Linked DNA regions of Homo sapiens: region 2 is linked to region 1. Evidence: chromatin loops called from intact Hi-C (ENCODE). Cell type or tissue: B cell. All regions are shown on one strand.

Region 1 (4,000 bases):
GCAAAAGTAGGTGGAAGGTTGAGGAAGGAAGAAACTTGGCTTTACATCTGGTGATGGGGCAATTTTAAGAGTTCCTCTTCTGATATGGGTTTTGAATATACCGAACAGGAAATGAAGGTCTTATCCTAAATTCAATGGCATTTCCCTCAAATGGCAAGTGGTTTCTCCAAGATTGTGTCTAGACAAAGGAATCCATGACTGGGTGTGGCAGTACCTGGGCACGTCCTTGTTCATCAGTCCTTTTGGTCAGGGGCTCTGACTTGGTTGTCCTTCTGGCTCCTGCAGTGTCAAGGATGGTTTTGCACAGTAGTCAGTAATTAAGTGTTTAATGAATGAATCTTCATATATGTCTTACCCAGTCATTTATTAAAAACTTGACGGAAAAAATCATCTTCTATTTGTTTATATTCTTCACAGTATATATGGTATAATGAATGTAAACATAGACAATTGTTAAAAATTTAATTGGAAGAGTTTTTATTTGTATTTTTGAGAAATTATGGTATTAATACATATTGTTGATCCCTTAGTGACTAGGAAAATTGTAAATTAAGATCATTTATATCAATTATAAGAAATAAAGCAAATAGTAAAAATGTACAAGTTGATCATTTTCATGTGCTTAAGTTCTACTGTAAAACTAAAATTTATTATGAAAATACTTAGGCTGTTAACTAGGCACTGCCACTGATTAGAGAGTTAAGTTTGGAAATTTCACTTTTATTCATAGTGTGATAGAGTTGGCTATTAGATTAAATGAGATAATACATAGGACAGTACATTGAACAGTATAAACCTAGAATCATGCCATGCTCAATGTAAACAGGCACTAGGAAAGAGACTATAACCAATTTTGGGTTTTCTTTTTTTAATGTCACAATTGTAGTTGTAGAAAACCCGATTGGTTCTAGAATTAGACAAACTTATGGCCAAATCCTTAGAATGGCACTTACTTACTGACTTTGAGGAGTTACTAATCTGAGTGCCAAACTCCTCATATGTAAAAGGGAGGTCATTCACTTATGCCTTCTTAGATTTCTTCAAAAGATAAATATGAAAACATATGTAAAATGTTTAAATCAGTGCCTGGCATGTGGAGTATGCTTGTTTGTGAACATTTTATCCCCCTTCCTATTCTTTTTTTCTGCTCTTCTATCAACATATCCTCAGAAGGGTGGACAGGGAACAATGAGAATATTCAGGAAAGGGAGCAAAAACTGCTATGAAGATGGAAGAAACAACAACCATGTGTTACTACTGGCTCTTCTCCTTCCCCAAAAAGAATTTAGTCTTACTGCCTGTACTTTCTCGCCTTGTTAGGTAAGGTAGCTAGTCTTGATAAAGCAAAGACCTGAATGTTAATTCTGGCCAAGAGTTTGACTTGCATAACACGAAATATTTCCCTTAACTATTACTCTAGGCTTTATTTCTTCATCTGATACTGGTATGTCTCATAATTTTACAAGTGATGGATAAGGGCTGAGAAGTGGGGCAGGAAATAACTAAGGCAATCAAAAGAGAAAAATATGCTTGTAAAGCACTTAGAGCCATGCTAATTCTGAATGTTATCCACTTTCTTATCCCCTAAGAAAGTCTGTGGAAGAAGAAAGAAGAAGAATCAAATATGAAACTCATGAAATACATCCTTAATAAAGCCCTTAAATTCCATTACTCTAAACGTCTGGAATTGACTTGAAGTACTGACAACTGTAGAGCACCATCTAGTTTTGGCCTCTAGAACTGCAACCAAGTCTTCTGATTCTCAATGGTACGTAAAGTTAATTCCCAGCAGGGGGAAGGAAAACTTACTTTTTAGTGTTTTTAGTTTATTGGTTAAAGTTCTAAATTGGCTGTTTCTTCCCCCATTCCCTCAGAAAATAAGCACGCTTTGCAACAGCTGTTGTTCATTTGCCATATTAGAGTTTCTTATGGAAAATAAATCATTCATAGGTAAATATGAAATATAAAACAGATCATAATAGCAAAGGTTTATGTACATTTAAACACAATGATGTCAGTGGTTTCATTATGAACTTCGTTCTCTGGTGCTTATGAATCAGCAGCATAAATTCGCAGTAAGTGTAATCTTGGTGTATAATGAACTCCAGTGTATTTTAGAAACAATCTAATTTTAATAAAATCAGTATTTTATAAAAAGAACAAGATTCCAGTTAACAGTTTTAATACCAAAAGTATCTTTTAGTATTGAATGGAAAATATTTTAAAACAAAATGTTTTTGCTATCTGCATTTTTTCACGGCTTAAAGATTACATTATACATTTCAGCTAATCATTTGTACTGCCCTTTTTGGTCAATTTAAATATTCCTCCAGTTGAGTTTATTGTGCATGTGTAACTATTTAGAAATAATTAAAAGAAAGGAAATAAAATTTTACAAGGGTTTTTAAAAGAATGAGAACACAGATTGATTTAGTTAACTGGAATTTTGTTCATAAAAAGACATCCTTCATGCTTGACAACTCACCATAGTATTCATGTTATATTCCTACATAACCTTTAAAAATATTTATTAGCTACAAAAAGAGTAATCACTTTTGATTATTCTGACAAAAATCTTTGGAAGTTTCACATTGAAAAATGTCATCAATGCTTCAAAATTATAATACTTTAAATTTATGTAGGACAGTAGTATCTCAAAACACTGTTTAATATATCACCTATTATCAACAAGCTTTATGTAAGAGGCCACTTTAAGTGCTTTAACCTATATTTTTCTATTCCTTAATTGTTCTACCTATACTTAATTAAACTTCTGGTTTATTTTTTTCTTCTTGCCGTGTAGTTGAAAATGTGTTTATTACTCTAGGAAAATATTTAACTACCCAATGCCAGGATTCAGTGGCTACTGGGAGCAGCGAAGTCTTAGTATTCAGGCCATTTGACACTTCTCAAGAGCTAAAACATAATTAGGCAATACTGAACCTGATGAAGGGCAAAATAAAGCATCCTTCAGTATAGCCACTTCTACAACACCCTGAAGAATTAGTCTCATCCCAACTGACCCAACCATACACTGTTCTGAAGAGGATTCAACACATTTATCAGTTGTTCTTAAATAATCCCCTTAGTCCAGTTCCAACCTTTCAACATTGTATCATATTGTTAGTTTCTATAGAAATTTTATTTCCAATCTTTTCAAAAATATTGCTTAGGACTGTAATCCAAAGCAAGCATTACTGAGCCACTTCTGGGTAAAAAGTGCACCTATCAGACAATAAGAAAGCAAATTTAGGGGAGCAAGAGGAAAATTGTCAAATCACTGGCTTTCCAGATAAGACAACTCTGAGTTTTAGTAAGGTACAAAATGTGGAATGATCACCTCTGTCAAAATTCAACTAGAATGTTTTGGACATTTGAATAAAATTGGCAGATTTAATTATGCTTTTTATTTTCAAATTGGTTTTTGGGACTCAATGCAAACATTTGAAATGTCAAGGATTTAAGCTATTTGTTAACCAATTTACAAATAGGAGCATATATATCTTACTTTGCAAAGTTACCTAATATGTTTTTTTAAAAAGGTAATTAATTTGTAAATATATATTCTTTTCTCCAAAACAAAATTGCTCTTATCTTATGGTTTTCTACAATACAGAAACAGTCTCTGAATATATAACTGCCTAAAGGTTTCTACTTTTTTATTTTTACTCATCTAGATAAAAAATTCAAAACTAATATATGAACTATAGTGCTCCTGTGCGGTGAATACTCCAAAAGGGCAAATTTCTTAGAATCATTAGAAATACAAAAGTTAAAGAGAAAAGCAAATAAAAGTTGAGGGGGATCGAATCTTTATGGAATTACTGCAGCAGTTGGTAGATAAGACAATTAGGCCACATTGATAGAGAAACAAATGCACAAACACATGGAACTTTGATCAATCATCTAAAGTTGTTTCTCTTGAGATCATGATGAATAAGCTTACAATATCTGATGAGAAAGAATCCTAAAACAGGTACAATCATCCCTTGGTATCTAT
Region 2 (4,000 bases), 270 kb before region 1:
AACAGAAGAGATTGTGGTTCTCTTGCTGAAAGGAAAACTGAGCAACATGACTAAGCCCTGATCAGTTCAAGCTTCTAGAAGGGATGTTAAGAATTTGAATTGGATTCCCATTGATACATGATGAGCTTCAAAATGCATGTAGTCACATTCAAGGTATTCTGAGGGTATTTTAACAAGTGATCAAATGTTTCACTGAGACAGTTTTTGTCATCTGCTTTATTCAGCAGTCCAAAAATGTGTTTTGGGACACTAAATTGTTTTAGAGGTGGGTCCTGCTATATGCTGAAAATAATAACTTTCCTTTCAGTTTTCAGTGCATAGTAAATAAAGTTGGAGACGGAAGATACTCAAGTTGAGAACAGCGATGGATAAGGGGGCACAAGTGCCGGAAGGCACTTAGTTCTATGGCGTTTTGAGGGTATGTATTTTCATTGCCCCAACTGTTCAACTGACTCAACCTATAGCCTATCAGAAAGGAAACATCAGATTTAGCTGTGGGGAAAAAGAAAAGACTTAGATGTGATGAAATTCTCCATCTCTAATGACCAAAGTGATATCCAGTGGATTCAGACAAGACTGAAATTAAATGGGCTACAATCAAACCTTTGTCAATTTTGTTTTCTTTCAGCAAACAAGCCTATTCCCCGTCCACTCAAAGACTAAAGATAATGGGCTAAAAACAATATTACCTTCAGAATAATTTATTTGAATCAGTAGGAACAGTAATTTCATCACATAAAAAAATCAAACCGCTGCAGATACACACACACACACACACACACACACACACACACACACACACTTACAAAACGGAGATGTAACTGGTTATTTCATGGCTACGTGTATCTCTCCACTTGCCCCCCAACCCTTCTTTTCCATTCTTATAAGGCCCTATATGATGAAGCCATTCAGCTCCCAAATCTTTTCTGGCACTATTCTTTTCTTAGCTCCTTTATGTTTATTGAATACATCAAGCTTTTCCCCACCTGAAGCTCTTTGCAAGTCCTGATATTTCTGTTTGGAAAGTTCTTGCTCTGGCCCTTACATGGCCAGCTCCTTCTCAAGGAATGTCTTCTGCTCAGAGACACCTCCCTGGACCACCTCAATTAGATGGTAATGAGAAGAACATCTCCTCCTTCCAAATCATTATCACATTACCCAGTTTATTCCCCCCATAGCACCTCACTCTAAACCGAAATTGTTTTGTCTATTTATTTAACTGCTTATTAACCATTGGTGTACTGCCTCACCACAGACAGTAAGTTATAAAGAAAGGTAGAGACCTTATCTGTAGTTTGTTGTTGCTTTGTGTTTTTAACCACTGTATATTCAATGTTTGTAATAGTGATTAACACATAGTAGATAGGCCATAAGTATTTGTTTAGTAAATAAATTAAATTTTACACCCTAAATTTACTCTTTTAATTGTGCAAACTGATGTATAATTGTAACTTTCAGGACTGTGCAATGATTCATGCTTTAAAGGTAGAAGAAGTTCTACACTGAAGTTAAAATTAAAATAGAAACATGAATGTACATGTTTCAAATCAGACTTGTTTTAGAAAAGAAGCATATGTTTTGTTGGAGTAAGCTCCCAAAAATTAATGCTGCAGAGTTTTATTGGTATTGTACAATAGAAGGGCATTTTAGAGATCCATGAAGTAGGTATGGATTTTTACCTCAAAAGAGCATCAAGTTGACATTGAAAATGACTGCTGATGAAATAGCACTTATATTTAAATTTCAAGGTAAGCATAAATGTAACAAAATCCTGAAAATAATTTTTTAAAAATCATATGGATTTATAAGCTTCAAACATCGAAAAATTTCCATTCCTCTGACATCCTTCAAAGAGCTATTGTCATTCTTTGACTAGAGCTTTTCCTATGGAAACAGTAGATGGAGCTGTTGCCCCATGTTACAAAATTTTTTGAATTTCTGTTTTCAACTGAAATTGCTATGCACACAAATGTGACAAATGGAGCCCACTGCTCAATTCTCATACTGCAATAATGAAACAATGCATAAAAACAATACCAGAAGAAAAAAAGAAAGAAAATAAAAAGTCTTGCCTGTAGCAGAAGAAATAATAACACAATTTTAAATTAGTGTGGTTTTTAATAAACGCTTTTTCCAGTAATGATGAATGAGAAGTAAAGTTAATGTCAAATGGATGGGCTAATACCTACTTCCTTTAATGGCTCATTAGTTAAATTCTCCTACTTTCTCTCCTGCTCCGCCTCATTTCCAGCTGCTTTCCTCTCTTTTCTAAAGGAACTGAAAACCAGAATACTTTGAAATAAACAAAGGCATTCCAAGTCTTGAGACTTTCCAAGTCTCATTATCATAACATAAGTCTATTACTTTCCACTGCTTATGCTACTCAGATAACTGGAAGGTTTTTAAAAAAGACAAGCTTTTATTGGAGTGTGAGGAAGGACAGTTGAGACTTAGAGAACATCACAACTAATAAAATGCAACAGCTCAGATGGTAAAGGAACAAGCCCCACAAGCAAGGAAGAGGCTGTAAATCTCGGGAGAAAAAACATCACTGACTCTTTAGACCTGGTTGTTATTGTTACCTAATTGGGAATAACTTTTGGATCTCTTCATGACGTATCTAGAATAAGTGTGACATATGCAAAGTGATCTTTTATTTCAGCAATTCATTGATAGACATTCAAATTTCTGTTAACTAGATTTTTGGAGAACTGTAAAGAGAGAAAAGAAGTGTTGGTTTAATTACTGATTGAAGACAATCTCTTCTCTCTACAGTGTGAATGGGTGTTCAGAATAATAACAGTGGAACTAAGATACATTTAGATAGAGCTTTACATTTAGAAGAAAGTTCTTTCATATCAATGACATTGGGCTCTTGTAGCCACTGTGGGAAAAAGTAGGTGGGGTAGGTGCTATTATTTCAAATTTACAGAAAAGAAAATGGAGACAAGGAAACATTAAGAAAATTGTTCCAGGACAAGCTAGTGAGGAGAAGGACTAAGTTCCTCACCGCCATCCTATGCTATCCTATACCATCTCGCTGTCTGGAGTCAGGATAGTGCCATTGATTGCAACGGAAAACTCAAACATTGTTCTAGGTATGATGTTTGAGGAAGAATAATCTTAGTTGAACTGTAAACTAGAAGCTTGTCTTTCACACCTGAAGTCTGGCAGAATAAAGGTTTAGGGATCAGTTCCTGTGTTTCAGTTCTGTCTTCACTGCTTGTGTCATCTTGGGTAAGTTACTTGACATTTCCAAGTATCATTTACCCCATTATAAAATGAAGATAATTTCTACTTTTCAAGATAGTTGTAAGGATTCCCTAAGACACTGGAAATACAGTACTTAATGCAGAGCTCGTGATGGTAATACATTCTCCTGGTCTGCTTCATCCCTCTTTCCTCTGAACCTGTTTCCTCAGGAGTTAGTGCTATTTCCTTCCCGAGGGAGATGCTTAGCCCTCTCATACTGAAAAACTGTTCTCAGTCGTAATCTTTATGTATTGAAATAAATCCAAGAGATCTCTATGTAATAGTTTCCCTCCAATGAAGAATATTCGCTTAGGACAAGATAGCAGAAGTTACATGGGACACTTTGGGAGCTTTTTCCTTTGTATAGGTAAGATCAGCTCTGGTTTTTAACAAGGAATTGGACAAATACTTTACAAAAATACATTGTAGCTAGCTCTGTTAACCAGGTTAGTCACTGTTCAATGACAAGCACTCTGATTAAGAATAGTTTCATTATATGCATATTGCATGTGTATAAATTTCAAATAAGTCCTAAAGACACAAAAAGTTGCTATTGAATAATAGTTAAGCTAAATTGGAGTGATATACATGACTTTCCATGAAACACTGATTCACAAAGATAATTTAATAATGTTAGTTTAATAAAACTAGTGTTAGTAAATTTTCCATTATTAGAAATCTTTTTTCCCTAGGAGATATAATGTCTCAGGGGACAAAACGTTGTCCTCTTACACACACACACACACAC

The links. Hi-C counts contacts between places; a loop is a spot of excess contacts. Peaks named below come from ENCODE experiments on the same cell type or tissue, not always from the same donor. Only the 100,000 strongest peaks of a DNase experiment are listed, where the experiment ranks them.
Region 2: a loop joins it to region 1, with 18 times the contacts of the local background. A loop is called at or near these places in 82 of 110 quality-filtered maps.

The regions. Positions count from the first base shown.
Region 1 is chr6:69,833,625-69,837,624 of GRCh38, reverse strand. No RefSeq gene overlaps it. Among named protein-coding and RNA genes, the nearest start is that of COL19A1, 31 kb to the left of the region's middle. In B cell, CTCF peaks have their summits at 1,522 and 1,723; a DNase peak (open chromatin) is centred at 1,724; H3K27ac peaks cover 798 bases.
Region 2 is chr6:70,106,344-70,110,343 of GRCh38, reverse strand. All of the region lies in intron 16 of COL19A1 (collagen type XIX alpha 1 chain), which reads right to left. Among named protein-coding and RNA genes, the nearest start is that of COL9A1, 190 kb to the left of the region's middle. In B cell, CTCF peaks have their summits at 1,676 and 1,878 (motif pointing right); a DNase peak (open chromatin) is centred at 1,903.